2 separate regions of the Homo sapiens genome follow, and region 1 is linked to region 2. A link is a loop called in an ENCODE intact Hi-C map of the cell type or tissue named here. Cell type or tissue: mammary epithelial cell. All regions are shown on one strand. Region 1 overlaps SSPN (sarcospan). Region 2 has its middle 29 kb from the start of BHLHE41.

Region 1 (5,000 bases), 73 kb before region 2:
AAGAGATGGAGTCTTGCTATGTGGCCCAGGCTGGTCTCAAACTCCAAGCCTCAAGTGATCCTCCCACCTCAGCCTCCCAAAGTATTGAGATTAGAGCCGTGAACCACTTCGTCTGGCCCTCAATATTTTCAGTGACTACATTTTATGCAAAAATTGGAGTTTTTAGCCTAAAAATATGGATTTATTTTGTAGAACCAATGGGGAAGAATATTTGAACAATTCTGGGTTGTTCTGAAATATTCAGGCTTGATTACTGACTTCAAACTCTTGGTGCCAAGAGCCAAATTAAACTGTCTTGACCATGTTCTGTGTGTGTGTGTGTGTGTGTACCCATCGTAGCTGTATTCCCAGTACAGCCAGCAGAGAACTGGGAACAGTTTGCTCTGGGAACAATGGTATATCTATGATTTTAACCAGGGAAGGCCCAGGTTAAAGTGATCATTTCCCACCTGGTAGTCATCTGCTTAGTAGAATGGCCCCAAATGGAGTTTTCTCTACCTGTTTTATCACCAACAATGGATGGAAGTTGGGGGCGGGGGTCTTGTGATAACCTTCCTACCTCTAACATACATACATCCTTAAATAGCAATTTCTTTTTTTTTTTTTTTGAGACAGAGTGCAGTGGCTTGATCTCAGCTCACTGCAACTTCTGCCTCCTGGGTTGAAGCGATTCTCATGCCTCAGCCTCCTGAGTAACTGGGACTACAGGTGTGTGCCACCACACCCAGCTAATTTTTGTATTTTTTTTGATAGAGACAGGGTTTCACCATTTTGCCCAGGCTGGTCTTGAACTCCTGACCTCAAGTGATCCTCCTGACTCAGCCTCCCAAAGTGCTGAGATTACAGGCATGAGCCACCGCACCAAGCTCCTTAGATAGCAATTTTCTGTAACATTTGTTGGGCAATATCTTGAAGCAATGACAATAATCCCTCATTCTCAATCTGCAAATAATTCAAATAGTTGAAAAAGATTTTACTCATTCATGATAGTCACAAAAATCCATTTGCTGAAAATGGGAATTTTGTCTATTTTTAAAAGATGACTTTTTGGCTCAGAGATTAAAAGATGTGCCCAAGACCATTTAACAAGTGCGCAGCAGTACTGGCTGATGATTAACAGCGTGAACCAGGGAGTCAGGTTCTCCCCTCACTAGCCATGGTCCCTGGGCAAATTCATCAATCCCTGTGCACCTGTACTTCTTCATCTGTAAACTTGGCATGATGATCATAATAGCACCTACTTCACAGGATAATTACAAGGATCAAAAGAGTTGATGTCTGTAAAGAACTTAGAACAGCGTCTGGTATACAGGAGCCTATTTAAGTATTTGTGAAATAATAAGCAAATTAGTAGGGATGGAAAGAGCTGCCAGTTCTGAGGACTGAGGATATTAATTCGACTGCTTTTGTCTTATTTTGTCATGTGGGAGTAACAATGCATTCTTGGCTTGTAGGAAGGATGTAAACATTTACACAAACACAGTGGTTGCTCAATTTTAATTAAACCGTTTATGCTAGAACCCAAAGAGAACATAAAGAAAAACCATGCCCCTTAGCTTCTCTGAGTATGAATAAATTTATATCGTGCGTATCTATCTCACACTTTAGTGACTCGGCTTCTCCCACTCCGGAAAGCATCAGGCCAAGTAAACTAGAGAAAGCCACGGAATCAAGTTTCTTATCCATTTTAAGACATAAATATATACTCGATCCCCCCTAAAGCCTGCAGGCTTTATCTGCAGCGCTGTGGCATTTTTCCTTCATGGCTTTTAACTCATCTGACAGCAACAAGCTTCTGGGTTAGAATCTGTAATTTAAAATCAAGTGGCTTGTTTTACCTACATGGCACGAATACACTATAAGGAAGAGTGTTTACGATGACCTTGAGAATCCGAGCAAATATATCTTGATAAAAGCCCGGCGCGGGAGGCATCTGTCTTGCGGGTGTCAGCCCATCAGCCCGGCGCTGCGCAGCGGGCGGAGGCGCGGTGGCCCCGGGCGCTTATGTAACAGCAGCGCCCGGGCGCGTCTCCGCTCGCTCGCTGCCTTTAATTGGTACCCGGCCTGCAGCTTTCACGTTCGGTGACCTCGGGAGGAGGGTGTTTCTGCTCCAATTTAATTACCTTCCCCGGTGGCCTGAACGGGAAGGGCCCTTCTGCAGCGCACTGCTCGGGAGGAGGCTGCCGCAAGCAGCCCAGGGGCCTCCTGGATGTGGGCAGGAGGGAACGTGCCCTGGAATGTTTCCGCAGGCACATGCCCCCGACACGTTTCCGAACCTCCAGGGGAGCCCTGAGAAAGTCAGGCCACTAGGAAAGGCAGGAAGCGCGACCTGCAGCCGATGCCCAGCCAAGCCCAGAGGCAGAGAGGCAAAGCCCAGGGAGGAAAAAGGAACGCGCTGGTGGCATCGAGGGCCTGCGAAGGGACCCTACCCCCAATCCCCGAACCCCCAGAGGGCTGTCCCAGCTTGAGAAAAAAAAAAGAGCCCGTGGCTATTTTCTCTAAGCGAAAGGGAGGGTGCGTGTGTGTGCACGTGTGGACTACAATGAGACTGTCATCATGGCCCGTTTGCTTGTCCTGGCTATCTGGGCATTCAACAGGAGGAAATAAATCCTCTAACAAAGCTTAGGCCAGGGTCCCGAGATGGGGGCACCAAAATGCGGCTATGCTGATGAGAAACGCCCTATGAAGATGCATGTTATGCCTTCGCCCCCCCAGTAGTGTGAGAAGCATAAGGGAAGTCAGCTGTCCCCTGTTGTGTCATTGGAAAATCTGGAGATGGGCTGAAGCTCACTTTCAACCTGAAGATAATGTAGCATGCAACCTTAGAGAGCTAGCAGCAAGCATCAAGAAAGGTCACGTTCAGGAGAAGAGGAAAGTGCCTCAGTATTTGCCAATGCCTGTCACGGGTGGAAAAAAAGAGGTAGCTAATGAGATCTTCCTAGTGGGGAATCCTCAACCTGGCTGACATTGGCAGTGACTTTTTTTTTTTTCTATTTTTTTTCTCTTACTCCCTATTTTAACTAAGGTGCAGATGCTGAGATGGCATTGGGGTCTCTCTTAAGCTGATGCTTTTGACTCTGCTGTTTTCTGGGATCATCTGGGGGGAAAATGAGGGTATTTCACATAAACTAATAAAAACCTAGTTTGGGGTGTTCTTCAGCTACTGGATGAAGTTCTTGTAATTTAACAGGCCATTTCTTACTAAGCTTTCTGGCTTTTTTTTTTTTTTTTTTTTTAATCACCAAGCCTTGCTGTTTAGTCAAACCTCTCCAAACAAATAGTAAACATAGACTGATGTCTACTCTATCTGGCCTTCTTTCAAGGAAAGTCCTCAGACAGAAAAGTATAATTTCCAAATGAAGGCATATCCACCAAAATTCTAACTTCATCATTTAAAAAAGTAGTATCTATTAACTGTTTACTTAGAAAAGTTATAACTATTGGAGAACATTTCAAAATTAGAGAAAAACTGCAAAATGCAAATATAATCCCACCACTCATAGATAATTGTATTTTCTATGCTCATTAAGAGCTTTTATTTTTTCTGTAGGATAATATCATACATTTTGTGTAACCAGCTTTTTAAAATTAGTTATTATAATGTAAATGTTTGTATCTATTAATTACTTTTTATAGCATGATTTTAAAAGATATCATCCCTTTGCTTTTTTATGTCAACAGCTTCAATTATACTGGAATCTTCCAACACACCTTATTTTTTTCACCTTAGTAACTTTCAAATAATGTCATTCACTTACTTTTATGTCTGATGTTTTCTCATTGTAGTGAACAAAAAAATCCAGTTTTTATATGTTTTCTTGTAGAAGAAAAAACAATGTTAGTGGACCAAATTAAAAAAAAAAAGATTAAAGATAGCTTTGTATTATTTGCTATAGTAGTTGAGAGAAAATGAAGGAATTTGCTTTCTACTAGCTCTGATTGCTAAGTTCTATGTCTATGTCCTTATACTCTGAAAGGTAGTGTCTTTGCTTCCCTTTGGAGTAGATTCTGTTGTGCAGTGAAAATGCTGTGTACTTGAATTGGCTCCAGCCAAATGCACTGTCCCTAACAGAAAAAAGATACACACAAATGAAAGACACACACGCTTGCCAAACCACGCATATCCCATCACCCGTCCCCCACTTTGCCCTGAGAGTCTTGGCACAGAGCATTTGGATGCGCCCAATGTACTTTTTCTGTCTCAGTGATCCCACCTACAAGAGGAAATACACTTAGACTGCTTCATTATTAAAATATCCCAAATAACCCCCGAGATATGGAAGTGGGCACTGAAAGAGATACCTTTTTTCTGGCCAAGTGTTTTGTTGAACTGATGAATTTTCAATATTCCTTTTAAGGGCACTGAAGGACAGACTTCATATCCTCCAGGCCAACCCAGTTCATGGAAATTAAGACTTAAAAAAAAAATCAGCATTACCTTTGAGGTCTGGATCAATGCCCTCTTAAAACATTTTTTGGCCTGCCTAAAAATGCAATTTCTAGACTAATCAGATATGCAACCCCTTAAGAAGGCACTCCTTTATTTTGTACTTGGATTTCTTTCTATGTGATGATAAAAGAGAAAGAACAATCACAACTTACTTTCATAGAAAATTGAATACATGTCCGTTCGTCAACCTGATATGAGACACAAAGCATAAACAAGCCAAGATAGGCCACTAAGCAGACCTGCAAGGGAGAACACAGAAGAAAGGATGTTATCAGGGTACGTTGTGCGTTCAAATGACATCAGTCTCAGTATCTTCCTGCAGTCACATCCATGTTATAAAGCTGTCCGTTTCTTTTACTTATCTTTATGTACTGTGTTTTTCTTTCAACTGGTGGAAAACCACTTTAAAATTAGTAAAAATCAATTGATTTCCACTTAGCCAGCATTTACTAAGTTCTTTTGATATGCCAGGTGCTATACAAGATCCTTCAGAGTATATGACGATGAATAAAGTTTACTCAGTGTTCATCAGTTTACAATCCGGTGAAAG
Region 2 (5,000 bases):
CGCTGCAGACAGCGGTTCTAATCCTGGCTCTGGTATTTGTGAGCTACGTGATTAACGGTGACTTCTCTGAACTTGTATCTCCTCATCTGTGTAAACGGAAGTCATGTCTACTTCACGGAGTTCTGGTGTGAACTAAAGGAGATTATATTTGTGCATCTTAATCACATAAGGTGGCCAAAAAATATTAATTTTCTTACTCCTTTAGATATGCTTTCTTCCTTTTGTTCTTTGTCATGTCTTACTTTCATTCTAAGATTCTTTACCATCAAAGTTCTTTGAACTTTTCTTTCTCAATCCCCTCCCAATCTTCTTCATCATCTTTTCTCAGCCCTTTGAGCAAGCACTTCAGCTGAATGGTTACACACAGGAGCTTTTGTCTGAGAGAGGTGAGATTCAGAACTCAGATCCTCTACCTGCCAGCTCTATCACAAGGAAACTTCTGACTTGCCCTGTTCACTGGGGCTAACAACAGGGCTCACCGCACAGGTTGCTGTGGTAACAATGCAATGGTACCTGGGAAAAGCTTAGCAAAGTGGGCTTCATGTGCAATAAGTGGCCATTAATGTTAGCTCTATTTTTTGTCCCCCTGATTCATTATTAAATCTTGCTCTTTCCTTCACATTTATCATGAATGATTTGCCTTCATGTTCTTCTAACTTCAAATTTCCTCTTTCAGATTAACTCTTCCTCTTTCCGCCAAATTACTCTCTGGCCTACACACATATTAACAAAACCAACCAGTGGTCATCAGTCTATTACTGAGGTGCCTAAAGACTCTTTTTTAAATGTTAATATACCTATTGCTTTTGAGGCTTTCAGGTTGTGTGCCATTACCATTTAAGGGTAACGTGAGGGTCACTTTTATGTTGTTGAAGGTTTGATGATCTTTCGCTCTTTTCCTCTGTCCACAACACCATCCCCTTCCATTTTCAGATACGTGCTCCCATCTTTGTCATCTGCGGCCCTCCTTTCTGTGTTGGTAATTGTTTCTTCTTTAATTTTCACCCTCTCATCTTCTAATTCACCTTTCCCTGATTAGTCTGGACAAGTAACTTTAACTTGTGATTCACTATTATTTCATTTACCCAATTTAAGAAGAAAGAGGTGTTACCCAATGGCCTTTCTGTATACCACGAATACACTAGTTGTAACTTTAAAAGCAGCCAACTGACAAGTTCTTCTCATTTGATATTCATAGAACATGGTTTTGCTTTTTTTCCCCTAAAAAGTCGATATTCAATAAAGAATAGATGTCCTCTAGTAGTCTGATAGAGATCTAGATATCACTCCTAATACAGTTTCCCATTATAAAAATTAATCTATCCTGAGCTCCACAGATTGTTTTCTCTGTCATTACACTGTCATGCCCAGCTTCCTCACCATACACTACCATCACCATCCCTCAAACCCTGGGCCCAAACCCCACTACTTTCTCATATAATTCTGGTCCAGGATCTGATGTGGCACCATGTTACTGGGCCCAATTCTACTCTGCCCTAGACCTCTCTGCCCCTTAATCTGCATTCTGATCATACACAAACAGAAAACACTCCAGAAGATTCATATTAACAATAATCGAATGTACAGTAGATACTGGGTTCTCAGCTGAAATGTTTACCTACTTATCTCAGTTAATCTTTATAGGTACCATTTTATTCCCATTTTATAAATTAGAAAGGTTAAGTAACTTCCCCAAAGTCCCTTAATTAGTCATTCCCTAAGTCATTTAACTAGTGCCAGAACCTGAAGCCACATTTGTCTGATTCCAAAGCCTGTCTCCTTTCTGCTTAGTGCCCCTTAAGAGGAATTGGTGAAGGAGGCAGGGAGGATCCCCCTGAAACTCTACAGAGTTTCACCAAGGCCCTGCTGCTAAGATTTCAGGTGTCATACTCTAATGCAGTGTTGATCTGAACATGGAAATCTATCTTGCATCTATAGGTTGTTGCTCAGTGCAAGGCTCTGAGCTAGGTACTCTGTGCAATGGTGAATAACACACATGGTCTGTCCTCAAAAAGCTCACTGTAGAGTAAAGCAGCTTGGTATTCCAGATCAACCGAGGGTGAGTTACAGAAAATCTTCATGAACCCTGTCATCTTTTGACATATCAGGGACCTAAATGAAAAGTGAAAAATATAGAAATGGGCCTTTTCATAGTACCTTTTTGAGCAACTGCTCGGGTTCAAGAGAAATATGCCCAAGATAAGGTTTTTGCCATAGGTTTTTTTGCACATATCTGCTCTAAATGTAACCACTACAAAAGCAAAGGATGAAAGTCTTTCTGAGGCTACTCCAAGTTTTTCCACAAGGGGTACCCCATGACTGAGTTCTTTCATTGAGCAGAACAAATGTTCAGAGGCACTGGACTTCCTTGCCTTTGGCTGCTTCAGGAATCGTAGCTCATAGTTCTGTTTCTGGGCTCATCCATCAGGAGGGACCATAAGGTACTAGTTCTCCCAACTTAGACTTTACTATGAGAGCTAAGCACACCCACAATATTCCTGATGATTGGGACCACTGGGATATCAGCTACTCAGCACTCAAGAAGGACCAGAACCCAGAATTCGTGGAAGACCTTGCAGACATGCAACAAGAGTCCAGAAGTTCCACCACCTACAAAAACGGTTGTGCCCTTCCAACCACACTGACTGCAAGCCTCTGTAATCACATTTTCTAAAAATAAACCAAGGCTCAGAATGGTGTCACCGCCAGTTCTTCTGTTTATTCATTATTCATTTATGCACACATTCATTCAAAAAATATTTAAGTACTTAGTGTGTGGCAGGCACTATTCTAGGTGATGGAACACAGCAGGGCATGAGTCATTCAAGGTCACTGCTCTCATGGAGCTCAAATTCCAGGAGAGGAGAAAGGAAATAAGAAAACAAATAGATAAAATACTCTTAGACAGTGATAGGTACTTTGAATACTCCAATAATAATGAAGATTATAATAATACTTCAATAAAAATGATGATGATAATATTAGCAGCGAAACTTACATAGATAGTGCTTAATAAGATCCAAGTAGGGTTCAAAGTGCTTTACATATATTAACTCGTTTGATCCTCACAACCCTATGAGAAATGTGTACTACAGCACTTCCATTTAACAAATGAGAAAACTGAGGTTTAGAGGCTAAGTAATTTGCCTGAGTTTCTGAGAACAAGGGAATATGACGGAGAGTGGTGATATGGGCAATGGGGCTTACTTTAGATAAAACAGGACAGACTTCTTTTAGGGGATGATACTTCAGCTAGAACCTGAACAATGAGAAGGAGCCAGCCTTGGAATGCTGTGGGGGAAGAGCACTCCTGGCAGAGGGAACAAGTGCTACGGCCCAGAGGCAGCTACACAACAGGTGTGTTTTAGGAAAATAAAGATGGCCAGCATGGCTGGAATGAAGTGCTAAGTCAGACAATGGCAAGATGAAGTTGGAAGGGAGGCTGCAGCCAGATAAGATAGGCCCTTACTGGGCATGGTAAGAGCTTGAGTCTTCTTCTAGGAACAACAGGAAGACGTTGAAGGGTTTAAGATGGGAAGTGATATGGTACATACATTTTAAAAATATGACTGCCTCCTGTGTGGAGAGTGGACTATGAGACACAGATAAGGAATGAACCAGGGAGAACAACTAGAGGCTATTGCAGGGATACAGGTGAGCAGTGAGGGTGATGAGAACAATTGTTGCAGTAGGGAAGTGGTCAAGATATGTTTTGGAGGTAGAGTCTGCATGATTGGCTGTTGGATTAAAATACAGTGATAAGGGAAAGAGAGATGGCATTTATAATTACTATGGTTTTACCCTGACATAGTGACTTCTAAGAGCCAGTTCTTAAATTTTCAGGAATTTTGCAAGACAGTTGCTAAACATAGCCATTATTAAAAATTAAATGTTATAAATTTATAATTAAATAAATTATATTAGGCAAAAGTAACGCATGCCTAAAACTTATCACTTCCTAATTGTTTTACTTATACTACATTTTTATTGTTATCTATGATCTTGAGGTTATTGATGGTTACATATCTGTTTGGTGGAAATATTACATAATGGTAAGCTGCTGCATATCTTTCCTGCAAGCAGTGGCCTCACATCGGTTGCTTTAAATTAGCCACGGTGGGAGTATTTACACCATGGAAAAGAGCAAATGTGACAGATCAGGGCTTCTTCACTTACTGTTTTGTTGATTGCCTAGAATGAAGAAAATGATGAGGGAAATGTCAATAATGCAGATTAGACTTAAAAGTGTATTGTCTTTGTAGTCACTGAATTATGAATAGCACAAAATATTGAGAAATTCTTCTTTCAGGATTCAAAAGTATTATCTGGTGTGACATCTCTTTCCCCTCCTTCTCTCTTTCAATCTAGGGACTAAGCATTATCCAAAAGCAATGGTTAAATTACCGCATTGGATGAGAAAAATTCTAGTTGCTTTGTTTTGTTTTTATTTTCTACCACGCAGGGGCACATGAGGAAGATTAGACCAGGTATGGACAAAATTTTAAGATATATTTTTTTTCTCCACATGTGGCATAGTGTGTTAGTAAATTCTGCAGCCCTGTTACAAAAAATTTGTACTAGATCCTCCTGGACCACGGTAACCTTTATGCATGCTGAGGGTCAGGTCTTGTCATGCATAGGTAAATTAGATCCTCTGCATGAGCTAAACTGCAAGCTCCATGGGGGCAGGGAGCTTTGTCTGTTTGTTCACTGATTTACTCCCAAGAACTCTGAATAGTGCCTGACACACACTAGGTATTTAGTGTTGAATGAATAAATGATTTGTTTTTCATTGCAATAGCAAAAAATGTATGTGAAAGGGTGCCTCAGAAAAGCTTAGGACCCAATTGAGGATTTTAAGGGGGCAGTTGTGCTGGGTAACAGCAAGAGAAAAATAACACAATGCATGTGATTTTTTTTTTATGGTTGAGAAGAGATCTAAATAGGGAAATAATGCCAGTTCTAATCTAAATATTTTGGAATGAACTGTAACTTCCTTC

The links. Peaks named below come from ENCODE experiments on the same cell type or tissue, not always from the same donor. Only the 100,000 strongest peaks of a DNase experiment are listed, where the experiment ranks them.
Region 1: a loop joins it to region 2, with 7 times the contacts of the local background. A loop is called at or near these places in 2 of 110 quality-filtered maps.

The regions. Positions count from the first base shown.
Region 1 is chr12:26,223,982-26,228,981 of GRCh38, reverse strand. It overlaps SSPN (sarcospan), which reads right to left. Exons shown (of 3, transcript NM_005086.5): 2 at 4,603-4,689. All of the region lies in intron 1 of SSPN-AS1 (SSPN antisense RNA 1), which reads left to right. Among named protein-coding and RNA genes, the nearest start is that of SSPN, 31 kb to the right of the region's middle. RefSeq lists an enhancer at 2,099-2,734. In mammary epithelial cell, no CTCF peak of the experiment used is centred here; a DNase peak (open chromatin) is centred at 2,201; H3K4me3 peaks cover 677 bases; H3K27ac peaks cover 1,176 bases.
Region 2 is chr12:26,151,304-26,156,303 of GRCh38, reverse strand. It overlaps a transcript of SSPN not described here. Among named protein-coding and RNA genes, the nearest start is that of BHLHE41, 29 kb to the right of the region's middle. In mammary epithelial cell, a CTCF peak has its summit at 2,318; a DNase peak (open chromatin) is centred at 2,673; H3K27ac peaks cover 734 bases.